Regions from separate parts of the Homo sapiens genome. Here all the other regions are linked to region 1. Evidence: chromatin contacts called from ENCODE Hi-C or POLR2A ChIA-PET data. All regions are on one chromosome and are shown on one strand. Each heading gives the region's core, a stretch centred on a gene start or an enhancer-like site at or near the end of the contact. The rest is flanking DNA. Distances are from core to core; before and after follow the strand shown.

Region 1 (3,971 bases), core at 765-3,264:
GCTGAGAAGGGTAAGTTACCTGCAGGTAGAGTTGGGCTTCAAACTAGGCAGTGACCCCATATGGTCTGAAATAAAACTGACCTGATAACCTCATCTCTTTACACAAAACACTAGCCAACAGTCATCATTCCCACCAGATGCTATTTGTCCCCACAGGTGGTCACTACCTCAAAGGTGACAGCCTGTTTTGGGTAATGGGGACACAAATATGACCCCCATCTCTGCCTACCCCCAACTCATTGAAAGACTCTCCCTGTACACCAACCACCGTCTGGCACCACGGCTGGCAGAGCATTAGAGACGGCTGGTGTCTTAGCCCACCTTAACAGGCCTGTCCCATGCAACCTCACTTCCACATGTGACCTGATTCTCAGTCAGCTGAAAAAAGATGACTGGGTTAAAGTAACAACATAACTCAAGACCTAGCTTGTATCAAACACAAGCCCCCCCAATCTCCTTCAAGTATCACAAAGGAGTAACACAACTACCTCTCACACTTGGTGTAAAAATTTAAGTAAGTGGGCAGCAGAGATTGGCACCTATCCATCGAAAACCTGCTGTTTAAGGTTTTTCATTAATCACCTTCTTTCCCCTGTATGTACAAGCTGGGAAACAGACCTATGACAGTCCAACTTAAACTCTGTGACTTTACAATGGTGGTAATGCGATATACATTCAGTAGAAGCCCTGCTTCAAATTTTGATCTTGGCGGGGCACAGTGGCTCACACCTGTAATCCCAGCACTCTGGGAGGCGGAGGCAGGTGGATCATCTGAGGTTAGGAGTTCGAGACCAGCCTGGCCAACATGGTGAAACTCTGTCTCTACCAAAAACACAAAAATCAGCTAGGCATGGTGGCGCGCCCAGCTACTTTGAGGCAGGGGGATCGCTTGAACCTGGGAGGCGGTAATTGCAGTGAGCCAAGATCGCACCACTGCAATCCAGCCTGGGCGACAGAGCCAGACTGTCTCAAAGAAAAAAAAAAATTTTTTTAAATATTTTTCTGGATTAGATAGGTATGATACCTTCTGACACTGGCCAGCGACCACAGGATCACGAGGTAAACGACCATACTACACAGTGTGCCGTGCTCGATACATTACATGCAAATATCCAGCACTTTATTACAAAATGGATTTTGTGTTAAGATTTTGCACAACTGCAGAGAACCTAAACAGTGTTTATGGGACGTGTGTTTTGAGGCTTTCGCGGAGTGGAGATTCCGTTCCGACAATTTACTATATTATACGAAAGAAAACTGAACTCAGGGCGGCCTCTGAGATGATCGCGATTAGCTAAAGATGGTCCTAGAAATTCCAGGGCCTCAACGTGCCCCCCACAGGTCTTTCTCATGGGAAACAGGATGAAACCACTGCTCCCAGAGGGCCAGGCACACACCCAGACGGCCTAACCGTCTCCTGCCTGACATTCCGGGGAAGACGCTCCCGGAGCGGTGCCAGGCTAGGCACCGCTCTTCTTGAACCTTCGGAGCAACCACTTACATTTGGCATCCTTTCGTCGGGCTGTGAGCAGGAAGTCCTTGATTTCCTCAATTTTCCGAGGCTGCAACACAAAGGAAGCGGGTGAACAGAGAGGAAAGAGACACGTCTCCCGGCGATGGCCCAGTCCACCAGCTTCTCCCGGCCTCAGGAGATCCTTGGGAGGCTCTCTCGCCCTCGCCCCGGGGCCCCACGAGCCCACCCCGGGAAGGCGCCAGGCAGGGACTGTACTCACCATGGCGACGAGGCGCGCTGGGCTCTGGCGCGGACCAGGACCTGCGGGAAACAGTCCTCGGCGTTAACACGGCGCGGGGGCTGGCAGCGAACCCCGTTTTCCCGCTCTCCCCCGAAATATCGGCCCCATCGCACTCCCCTTCTCCTCCCCGACACCCTCCACGCGGACCTGGGGTCCCCAGATTTCACCTGGCAGTGGATTGCCCCAGATTACCTTTCTCACCCACGTATCACCCTAGAGACACTCACAGCAAGCAGCAACCGGGGAAAAGGACGAAAAAGAACGAGACTTCCGTTTCCGGGCAGTTAAACCCTCCCAACGGAGGAAACTGGGTACGGTGCCTGCCGAGGATCAAGACTCATGTAGGCGTTCGCACTTCCAATTTCAGCAGCCCTGCCCCCTTGTGGTCGAAGTCAACAGTGCAGCTCCAAGAATGGAATGGACCATCCTGGCTGCCGCCCTCCCTCCGCCTCCCTCCTCTCGCTCCTCCCCATCCCTTCCTCCTAGGACCCCCGCCTCTTCCCCGTCCACCCCTTCCTGTCTTCCCCCGCAACCCCTCAGACCCCAGCCTGGCTTTGCTAGGTTTTAGCTCAGATTCAGTTTGAAGAGCTAACGCTTATTCTCCACGGCTTTCATTGGACCTGCGCAGGGGCATCCACACAGAAAATTCTTCATTCAATGGCAGGGACCCTCGTGTGCACCTTGTAGAACCTGTTGTTCTGGCGCCTCACGTTTTCTTCCCGTCTCCTTTTTGGCACCTGAACCTGTCATGACCAGGGCCCTGGGCTCTTCTTTCCATAAGAGGGAGCGTTCCTGCTTGCTGCTTCCAATTCCCTTAGGAATTGGTGTACAATGAAAGCAAGTTAAGGCCGGGCGCGGTGGCTCACGCTTATAACCCCAGCACTGGGGGAGGCCGAGGCAGGCGGATCGCTTGAGGCCAGGAGTTCGAGAGCAGCCTGGGCAACCTAGTAAGACCTCCCCCCCCCCATCTCTAGCAATAATGATAATAATAATAATACTTCCAAAAGCTGTCGCAGCGCTGCCCCTGGCTAAGTGTCTCACCCCTAGGGCTGATGGTGAGTGGGAGTGCTCCTGCTCTTGCGGGGTCTCACCGCGGCCCCAGAGGGGAGAGGTGGACTCAGGAGTTGAACCCCTGCTGGGCAGATTCCCCAGCCCAGGCTCCGGCCACTTCCTGGGGAGGCTTGGGAAGCCTGGGGAGGGCAGCGTTCCTTTCTCCCCCTAACATCCTTTAGGTTAGACTCTGAGCAACCTGCGGTTATCGATTTTATTTTTATCCTCCATTTTTATTTTATCTCCAACCTCCCTACAAATGTCTACATTTTATTATATTTGTTTCCCCAAAATTTAATAACCACACGGCAGAATGTAATTGCTTCGTGCTTATTATTACAGAGCGGCCCTCCTGAAGGGAAAGAACACTTTGCCATGAGCTTTACTTAGAACTTATTTAACTTAACCTTCCTTTCTTCCTCCCTCCTGCCCTTCCATTAACAAGCTCAGGCTGAGCACCTTCCTGGGGGTGCTGGAGATACAGGAACCAATAGACCTTGCTGCAGAGAGATCACAAAAATATTGTAATAACACTGAAGAGTCTTTTAAAGAAGCTGAACGATGTCTCTGCAACTGTAAATGTGTCGGGGTTCTAGCAGTGGGAAAAGTTAATTGGCAGAAGCCTAATTTTAGATGTCTGAAGGTCGGATCCGATCTGAGAAGCACGAGTGCTTCAGCTCTGACCTGAGAAGGATTTTCCCATACCTCAGAGCCCGGCTTTGCCAGCCCTTCCCATCTCAGGCGATGCCTTTCTGGTCTTTTCTACCCCACTGCTCCTCCACAAGCAACCACCCTTTCAGCCAAGCCGAGGGGCACTTTTGGGCACTTTCTGCCCTCCAGGTATTTGCTCTGCTGTCCACTCTGATGCCAAGTGCCACTGGTCCTTCCGAGCTCAGCTCCCGCCTCCCCTTTTTCAGGCAGGACCCTTCACCCTTGACTTATGTTGCTTGCCGCTCATACAGTGGTTCCTTGCAATCACTTCTCCGTAGGCTGCGTGGAGGTGTTTAACTTTTCATACATGCGCACCACTCTTTTTATTTTTAATTTTTTAAAACTTTTTTAGAGACATGGTCTCCCTAGGTTGCCCAAGCTGGTTTCGAACTCCTGGGCTCAAGGGATCCTCCTGCCTCGGCCCCCCAAAGTGCTAGGATAACAGGTGTGAGCCAC
Region 2 (3,971 bases), core at 1,028-3,527, 410 kb after region 1:
CTGGGAAATGGTATTTGCTCATCCCTGCAGTCTGTAATCTTCCTCCTCCTCACCTGCACCCAACCCCCTCTTTATGACTCACCCCTTTCAAGGAAACTTCCCAGAATGATTTCACCCTCTCTTTATTTCTTCATCCTGCAATTTAGAAAAAATTAATAGACTTTATTATTTAAGCAGTCTTAGGTTTACAGAAAAATGGAAGGTACACAGAGTTCCTGTATACCCTTTTACTCCCACTCCAGCACCCCCTGTTATTAGCATCGTGCATTAGTGTGGTACGTTGGTTACGAGGGATGAGCCAATGTTGATGCATTGTTATTAAAGTTCACAGTTTACATTTAGGGTTCACTCCTGGTTTTGTACATTCTGTGGTTCAGGACAAAGGTGTGGCATGTATCCACATGACAATACCATCTGGAAAAGCTTTACTGCCCTAAAAGTCCTCTATGCTCCACCTATCCATCCCTCCTCCCCACCTCTGAAACCACTGATCTTTTTTTTTCACTGTCTTCATAGTTGCCTTGTGCAGAATGTCAGATAGTACTATGCATACAGTACAGAGCCTTTTCAGATCCCCTTATTTATTTATTTATTTATTTATTTATTTATTTATTTTTTTTTTTTTTTGAGATGGGGTCTCAGTTTGTCATCCAGGTTGGAGTGCAGTGGCACAATCTCAGCTCACTGCAACATCTGCCTCCCAGGTTCAAGTGATCCTCCCATCTCAGCCTCCCAAGTAGCTGGGACCACAGGCGCACGCCACCACGCCCGGCTAATTTTTTGTATTTTTGGTAGAGATAGGGTTTCACCGTGTTGCCCAGGCTGGTCTTGAACTCCTGAGGCCAGGTGATATGCCTGCTTCAGCCTCCCAAAGTGCTGGGATTACAGGCTTAAGCCACCGCACCTGGCCCCCAGCCTTGCATTTTTTTAATTTGAGTCTTAGTTCTTGAGTTGATGGAAGATACAGTCTGTCCCCTGATCAAGCTGTGGGCTCCCCTGGAACAGGGAACACATAATTGCATGGAATCTTCCTGGCTGTCCCTGGAAATATGTAGGCACACACCAGGATGCTGCAGGCAGGGGCAATCCAGAAGGGGCCTCACCATGCATTGGATGGTTGGACCAGAAAGCCTTTAAGATTTGAGATTCTGAAGACAAACCAGGTGTCTGGAAACAGCTGTGCCCCTAGACATTCATCCAGTCCATGTGAAGCAGGAAGTTCTGGGTTCCAGAGAGTGGTCACAGCTCAGGATGACTTCCCAATGACCAATCCTCTTGATTGGTCTGAGGAGATGAGCAGTGATGTTGAATCCTCTGGGAGGAACTGGTTGTGACATGGTTACCTTGTAGGGAAGCAAGTGGGTTGGTGATTATAGCTGAGCCTTCTTGTGTGGAATTGAATAGGGACATGTGACCCTCTGGCTCTATAGTAATAACCCCCTTCAGCCCTATCCTCTCTCTCTCCCTCCCCCTCACTATTGCCTATTGACCATATCTCTGGAAAGGACAGTATTTCTGACCAAGCCAGACCTCTGCTACATGATCCCAGGGAGCCAAGAGAAAACTGCTCAGGAGTAGCCATTCCTCCACATTTTGCTGAGATTTTAGCTAAAGATGAAGTCACTGGAGAATTCAAGGGCACAGAAGAAACATGGATACTCCTGGTTCCATTCTTTGTGCAAGGTGATGATAAATTCTTCAGAATTTAAATACCTCTTGAGAATAAGTGGAATGCTGTCCTTTTTTTTCTTTTTCTTTCTTTTCTTTTTTTTTTTTTTTTTTTGTAGAGATAGGGTCTTGCTATGTTGCTCAGGCTGTTCCAGAACTCCTGGGCTCAAGTGATCCACCTGCCTCGGCCCCCCCCCCCCCGGCCAAAAGCACTGAGATTACTGGCATAAGCCAGTATGCCAGGCCCAGGGAATGCTGTTCACCATCGTCCATGTCAGACCTTCCTGTTGGGAAGCTTTTGCTGATGTGTAAATTGCATCTATCAGGCAAAAACTGCAGTATATCATTTGTTGCTCAACTCCCTTTGGGGTAGGAAGAATGGCTGAATCATAGTTGGCAAGGGTCCAGGAGGGCTATAAGTCCAGTCATCCATCTAAATGGTTGGGATCCAAACCACTCAGATTCTTCACATGTAGAGAAATCAGCGAAAACAAGAATATTTGCTGTACAGCCTGAGTCAGAAGTCCAGGTTGGAAGAGCTCCAGAAAGTAGGGTTGGAGAGCTCTGATCCCAGGCCACACACAGCTATCTCTCCCCTGGTCAACCCTTGGACCCTCCTGAGTCAACAGTACTAGCTGGACAGTGTTGATTCAAAGCTTGAAAGAGGATTCGGCACCAGTTGACTCAGGATAGCGATTTGAAATGCTCAGTGCTTTCTGGCGGTTTAAAGCCTTTCTATTCTGGGCAACTTCCCCAAGGCTTCTATTCTCTTGCTAGCATTTTTGTTTTCACATAAGGAATTAAGCTCTGGATGACCGATGGCTAGAGTTGAAGCTAAGGCTTTGGAGCACATACATGTATCTTGGCCAGGGTCCCCAGAGTCCCCAAATCAAAGGACACAGGTGAGGGCAAATAAAGTCCTCTTGTCCCAGGGGCACGCATTGGCACTACCCTTCTCCTTGGGTTGGGGTGTCTAGATGAGCCTTCTTCCCACCCATGAAGACTGGGAATTGCAGGTGGCAAGAATCCACAGGGACAGCCTCTGGCTCAGCAGCCACTGCAGCTTGGAAAAACGGCCACTGCTGGCCCTGGTATGCACAGCTCTGGCTGTGTTGCTGAAGCAAGGCCCCAGCTGGTGCCCACCCCTCTGGGCCCCTGGCCATTCCTGGCCTGACATCCTCAAGCCCAGCCTGGCTGGCTCCTCTGAAGGCAGTTCTGGGAGGAGGTGTGGATGGAGGCTGGGAGGGTCGGGATGGGAGCAGCAGCTGCCCAACCCTTACTACCTCCTCAGCTCACAGGCAAGGTGAAATGGGAGGTGTTTCCTCCTTACTCAGTCTCCCAGTTGGCCCTCTTATAATCTGGGTGCTCCATTCTTCTCACTGAATAGGGATGCCAAAGTTGAAGCCTTGTCACCTCCTTTTCCGCTGATCCCTGCTCGCCCAGCCAGCCACAGAAACAGACCCTCTGCGAAGAGAACCCTGTTCGTGGAGCAGGTGGAAGGGTCCCTGGCAGGATGAGTAGTAGGTGTGGCCACTTTGGGATTCTGATATTTGTCCCTGTGCTGCAGGGGACAGCCTCCCAGCTTTGAAGCCACAGACCCTCAGATTCAGATCTGACTCAGTTACTCCTGGGCTTTATGAATTTCAGGCAGCTTAGACGCCTCAAGCTTCAGTCTCCTCATCTGTAAAGTGGGGGTAGCCGGCTCGCCTTCCGAGAGTGTTGTGAAGATAAAATGGGACACAGTCTGTAGAGACTCTCACTGGGATCTGGGTAAATAGCTGCTCAGATGCTGCCAGCTCCCGTTCTGTCTTCTTTTCAACCAGCTGCTCCTTTCTTCCCTCCCACCTGCCTTTCTTTTTCCTTCTCTCTCCTCACTCTGTGAGTCACCTTCTTATCACACAGCCTTTATATTTATTTCTTGTATATTTCACCCAGCAGTCGAGTTTTGCGGCTATTTCCATTTGCTCGTCCAATAAATATTTATCAGATGATTATGCTTGCAGCACGCCGTGTGCTGGGCAATGGGGTTACACCCAGGAGAAAGACAGGCATGCTTTTGGCTCATGTCAAAAATCACAGTCTGGTGAGGAAGACTGGGGCTGAACGAGTCATTTTAATGGAGAACAAGAGTTAGGATCATTTATCATGAGGTGATTCATCTGGTTCAGATGATCAGGAAAGGCTTCCTGGAGGAGGTGGCACATATGAGGAAATCTAAAGCTAGAGGAGGTCTCTTTAACCTGCACTTGGTGTCCTGTGGCTGCAGACACAAGCTCCATTATCATTATACACCACTTCCGTTT
Region 3 (3,971 bases), core at 383-2,882, 310 kb before region 1:
GTCTGCAAATGCTAATGGCTTTACCTTGGCTCTCCTTCCTTACTTACTCACAAGCAGGTAGTTTCTGGTCCACCATTTTACCTGGGAGATAACGCCTTTGAGTATTCTGGCCGTAAGTGGAGTCTCAGACACAGCTCCCCACTTTGGGTGGCCTCAAGAACACACCCACGGAGGGAGTGTTCTAACCTCAGGGCATCCTTGGGGGCATCAATCAAGGAGAGATGGGGCCACAGGCCTGAGAGCAGGAAGCTGCAGAATTCTCCAAGGCACTGCTCAGGGTCCCCAGTCCAGAGGTCTCCTGTGTGTGGATATAGAATCTAGTGTGACCCTTTGACAGAGACGCCTCGTTGAGCCTTTGTGTCAGAGACACCACTTTTCATCCATTAATGATCGGCCATTTATCATGATGCAAGAGGAGAAAGAGAAAACAGGGGGTTCCAGCAAGGCCAGAGCAGCCAGAGATGGTGAACGATGTCACCCAACATCTGGCTCCCAAGTTTATGGAGGAAGAAGGGGATGTTTTGTGTCTTCTGGGGTTTCCTTTGGTAATGTGTCCCTGTGGTGGCCCTTGGTGTGCTATGATGAGCCACCTGCAGCAGTCAGCACTAGGAAGCCCCAGTAGAGATTGTGTTACCAGCGTGGCAGAGAACTCACAGCCTCTCCCCTGCTTGGTGAACAGGTGCTCCCCCTGGAATCATATGACATCAATCACCCATCACATGATCACCCATGATGTGACATCACCCATCACATGATTGCCCATCACGTGATGTCGCCCATCACGTGATATTGCCCATCACATGACATCACCCATCATATGATCGCCCATCACGTGATGTCGCCCATCATGTGATATCACCCATCACGTGACATCACCCATCACATGATCACCCATCACATGACATCACCTATCACATGACCACCCCCGCATGACATCACCCATTACATGATATCACCCATCACATGACCACCCATCACATGACATCACCTGTCACATGATCACCATCACATCACCCATCACATGATTGCCCATCACATCACCCATCACATGACATCACCCATCACATGACCACCCATTACATGACAGCACCCATCACATGATCACCCATCACATGACATCCCTGTCACATGACATCACTCATCACATGATCACCTATCACATGACATCACCCATCACATGACATCACTCATCACATGATCACCCATCACATGACATCACCTGTCACATGACCACATGTCACATGGCATCACCCATCACATGACATCACCCATCACATGATCACCTGTCACATGATCACCTGTCACATGACATCACCCATGATATGACATCACCCATCACATGATCACTTGTCACATGATCACCCATCACATGACATCACCCATCACATGACATCACCCATCACATGATCGTCGATCACATGACATCACCTATCACATGACCACCCCCACATGACATCACCCATTACATATCACCCATCACATGACCACCCATCACATGACATCACCTGTCACATGATCACCCATCACATGACATCGCCCATCCCATCACCCATCACATGACATCACCCATCACATGACCACTCATCACAGGATCACCTTGTCACATGACCACCTGTCACATGGCATCACCCATCACATGACATAACCCATCACATGGCATCACCCATCACATGACATCACCCATCACATGACATCATGCATCACATGACATCACCCATCACATGACATCACACATCACATGACATCACCCATCACATGACATCACCCATCACATGACATCACCCATCACATGACATCAATGTCCCATAGATAAGCAGAACACTAAATTGATTCTGTAGAGTGAATATGGGATGGAAAAATCCAACTCTAATCATACCCTACTCACCAAGCAGGAAAGACATGCATAAGCTTCACCTGAAAGTCTTATTTTAGGGCATTGTTGTGTAATCCCAGCATTTTGGGAGGCTGAGGCAGGATGTTTGCTTGAGCCCAGGAATTTGAGACCAGCCTGTACTGGCAAGACCCCCCATCTCTATAAAACATTTAAAATAATAAATAAATAAATAAATAAATAAATAAATAAAAACAAAGGCTGTGATTCCAGGAGCAGAATATTTGGTAATGGAACATAAAGAAAGACAAAGGCCAGGCAGGCCATTCGAGGCATCAGTTCAAGTCCATGCCCATGAGCTGCCTCCTGCCTGCTCAGGCAACCTCCCAGGCAGCTGAAATCAGAAAAACAGATGAGGGTCACAAGCATTCAGCTTCCTGGAAAGGAGTGTCCCCAAAATAAATCACTTGAGTTATTGTAGGGTCTCAGTCTCTCTTCTTGTCTGGATGGTGGTCGGGTTCTAGATTTGCAGGAATGAGGACCAGACCCAGGTAAATTCACCAAAGTCGTATCCCAAGAGGAGATCTCCCAACCATGGCCTTTGCATCGTTTAACTCATCAACCTCAGAAGCACTGGGGGGATTGACCCAACCACATGAAACCAGGTTTCCATGGCCCATTTTAGAAGGTAGAATCATCCCCAGGGGCACAGGTAACATATGTCCATCTGCTGGGCCCCAAGCCCAGCACATTCTCCTTAACTCCCACCTCAATGTCACCACTTCATGTCCTCATTAAATCCCACAAGAGGGAGGTCAGAAAGAAGTTCTGAACTTTTTCTGACCTCCCTGCAGTGGGATGAATTTGAGACTCAACACAGGCAGTCGGGGGAGGGAAGAGGAACTTATATCATGAGTTGATAACAGCACTGCGTGACTTGTGCACTCGCCGCATTTTAAAGGCTGGCAGTACCCCATTTTCACAATGTCCATCTCATCTGTCCTCCCTGACAGCTCAGGGTGGTAGGCCAGGCTATTCTTGAGTCCACACTGGACAAGGCTGTAAATAGACTTGAGTCACCTTATTTGAGCTGAGTTCCTTTACCCGTGAAGTACCCTTTGAGTCATCCTTCGGGTACACCCCCTCACCAACCTAAACCTTAGTTTTTATAGCTGCAAGACGGATGGTGCATGACCTCTTCTTCCCCTTTCAGCCCCAACTTTCCATGACTCTGAGTCAGTTTCCATGACTCCCAGTTCAGGCCATTCTAGTCACCAACCAGGCTGGGCTGCCTCAGCCAGCACAAAATTTGAAGCTGGGGGGACTTGCTGCTTCAAAATATCTATAGAGAGTGGCTTTTTCTAAAGTCAACCTCTAAATCTCTGTCCCCAGGAGGAAGGATGTTCGCATTGACAAAGGGTGGAGGCAAGTATTGGGCCCAGTACTAGGGCCCCAGTGATAGGTCCACATTTGAGATAACAGGGAGGCCGGAAGCTCTGCCCTTAGCACACCTTCCTTGCCAGGTGGAAGCTCCCAATGTAGGCTTTGGAGGTCTGTTCCCTCAGGCACGTGGACTCAGGCTGTGCTTCATGCATTGGTCTGGAGCCTTGGAGCAGGCCTGGAAGAGGCTGTATCTCAGATTTGTGTTCTTCAGGATGTTTCTTACCCAGCATTTTGGACACTGAGCATCTGATTGTGAGGATGGAGTCCACACACTGAATGCGTGTGATTCTCTGGTGAGCAGTGTAACTTGAACTCCAGTGGAAGACTGCCAGGCCATGGAGGTGTTGGCAGCAGCCTGGGACTTCAGCTGAAATGTGACTCAGGCCACAGGGCCAGTCAGACAATTCAGGAAAACATGTCCTCAGCAAACAACCAAATAAGGCACCAGGGACCAATCCTGGAGAAACAGGGACCTTTCAGACAGAGAATTCAAAATAGCTGTTTTGAGGAAGCTCAGTGAAATCCAAGATAACTCAGAGAAGGAATTCAGAATCCTATCACATAAATTTAATGAAGAGATCAAAATAATAAAAAAGAATTAAGCAGAAATTCCAGAGCTGAAAAATGAAATAGACACACCAAAGAATGCATCAGAATCTCCTAACAGCAGAATTGACCAAGCCAAAGAAAGAATTAC

What was found. A loop is a pair of places that touch in the nucleus more often than their neighbours do. ChIA-PET counts read pairs that join two places held with the same protein, here RNA polymerase II (POLR2A). Pooled maps may share reads with other maps.
Region 2: a map of HepG2 shows a loop between it and region 1 (2.9-fold over the local background). The contact joins the enhancer-like site here to the promoter of RPL38 in region 1. A Hi-C loop is called at or near these places in 1 of 168 maps with a recorded cell type or tissue (HepG2). POLR2A ChIA-PET finds 5 or more read pairs at or near these places in 3 of 52 experiments (A549, K562 and SK-N-SH).
Region 3: a loop to region 1 is called in a pooled map, with 8 times the contacts of the local background. The contact joins the enhancer-like site here to the promoter of RPL38 in region 1. A Hi-C loop is called at or near these places in 1 of 168 maps with a recorded cell type or tissue (gastrocnemius medialis), 4 of 37 single-sample maps with no recorded cell type and 7 of 50 pooled maps. POLR2A ChIA-PET finds 5 or more read pairs at or near these places in 1 of 52 experiments (naive thymus-derived CD4-positive, alpha-beta T cell).

What each region holds. Positions count from the first base shown.
Region 1 is chr17:74,201,721-74,205,691 of GRCh38, reverse strand. RPL38 (ribosomal protein L38) reads right to left here and starts at 2,014. Exons shown (of 5, transcript NM_000999.4): 1 at 1,947-2,014; 2 at 1,734-1,774; 3 at 1,502-1,562. The coding sequence starts at 1,736. RefSeq lists enhancers at 258-761, 762-1,266, 2,275-2,778.
Region 2 is chr17:73,796,602-73,800,572 of GRCh38, reverse strand. All of the region lies in intron 2 of LINC00469 (long intergenic non-protein coding RNA 469), which reads left to right. It overlaps LINC02092 (long intergenic non-protein coding RNA 2092), which reads right to left. Exons shown (of 7, transcript NR_040020.1): 6 at 905-1,343; 7 at 1-135. Among named protein-coding and RNA genes, the nearest start is that of LINC02092, 12 kb to the right of the region's middle. RefSeq lists an enhancer at 2,818-3,318. Within about 2 kb of position 2,277, at least 3 of the 41 ENCODE cell types and tissues checked have a DNase peak (open chromatin) inside an H3K27ac peak, as active enhancers do.
Region 3 is chr17:74,511,797-74,515,767 of GRCh38, reverse strand. No RefSeq gene overlaps it. Among named protein-coding and RNA genes, the nearest start is that of CD300LB, 18 kb to the left of the region's middle. RefSeq lists an enhancer at 3,052-3,301. Within about 2 kb of position 1,632, at least 4 of the 41 ENCODE cell types and tissues checked have a DNase peak (open chromatin) inside an H3K27ac peak, as active enhancers do.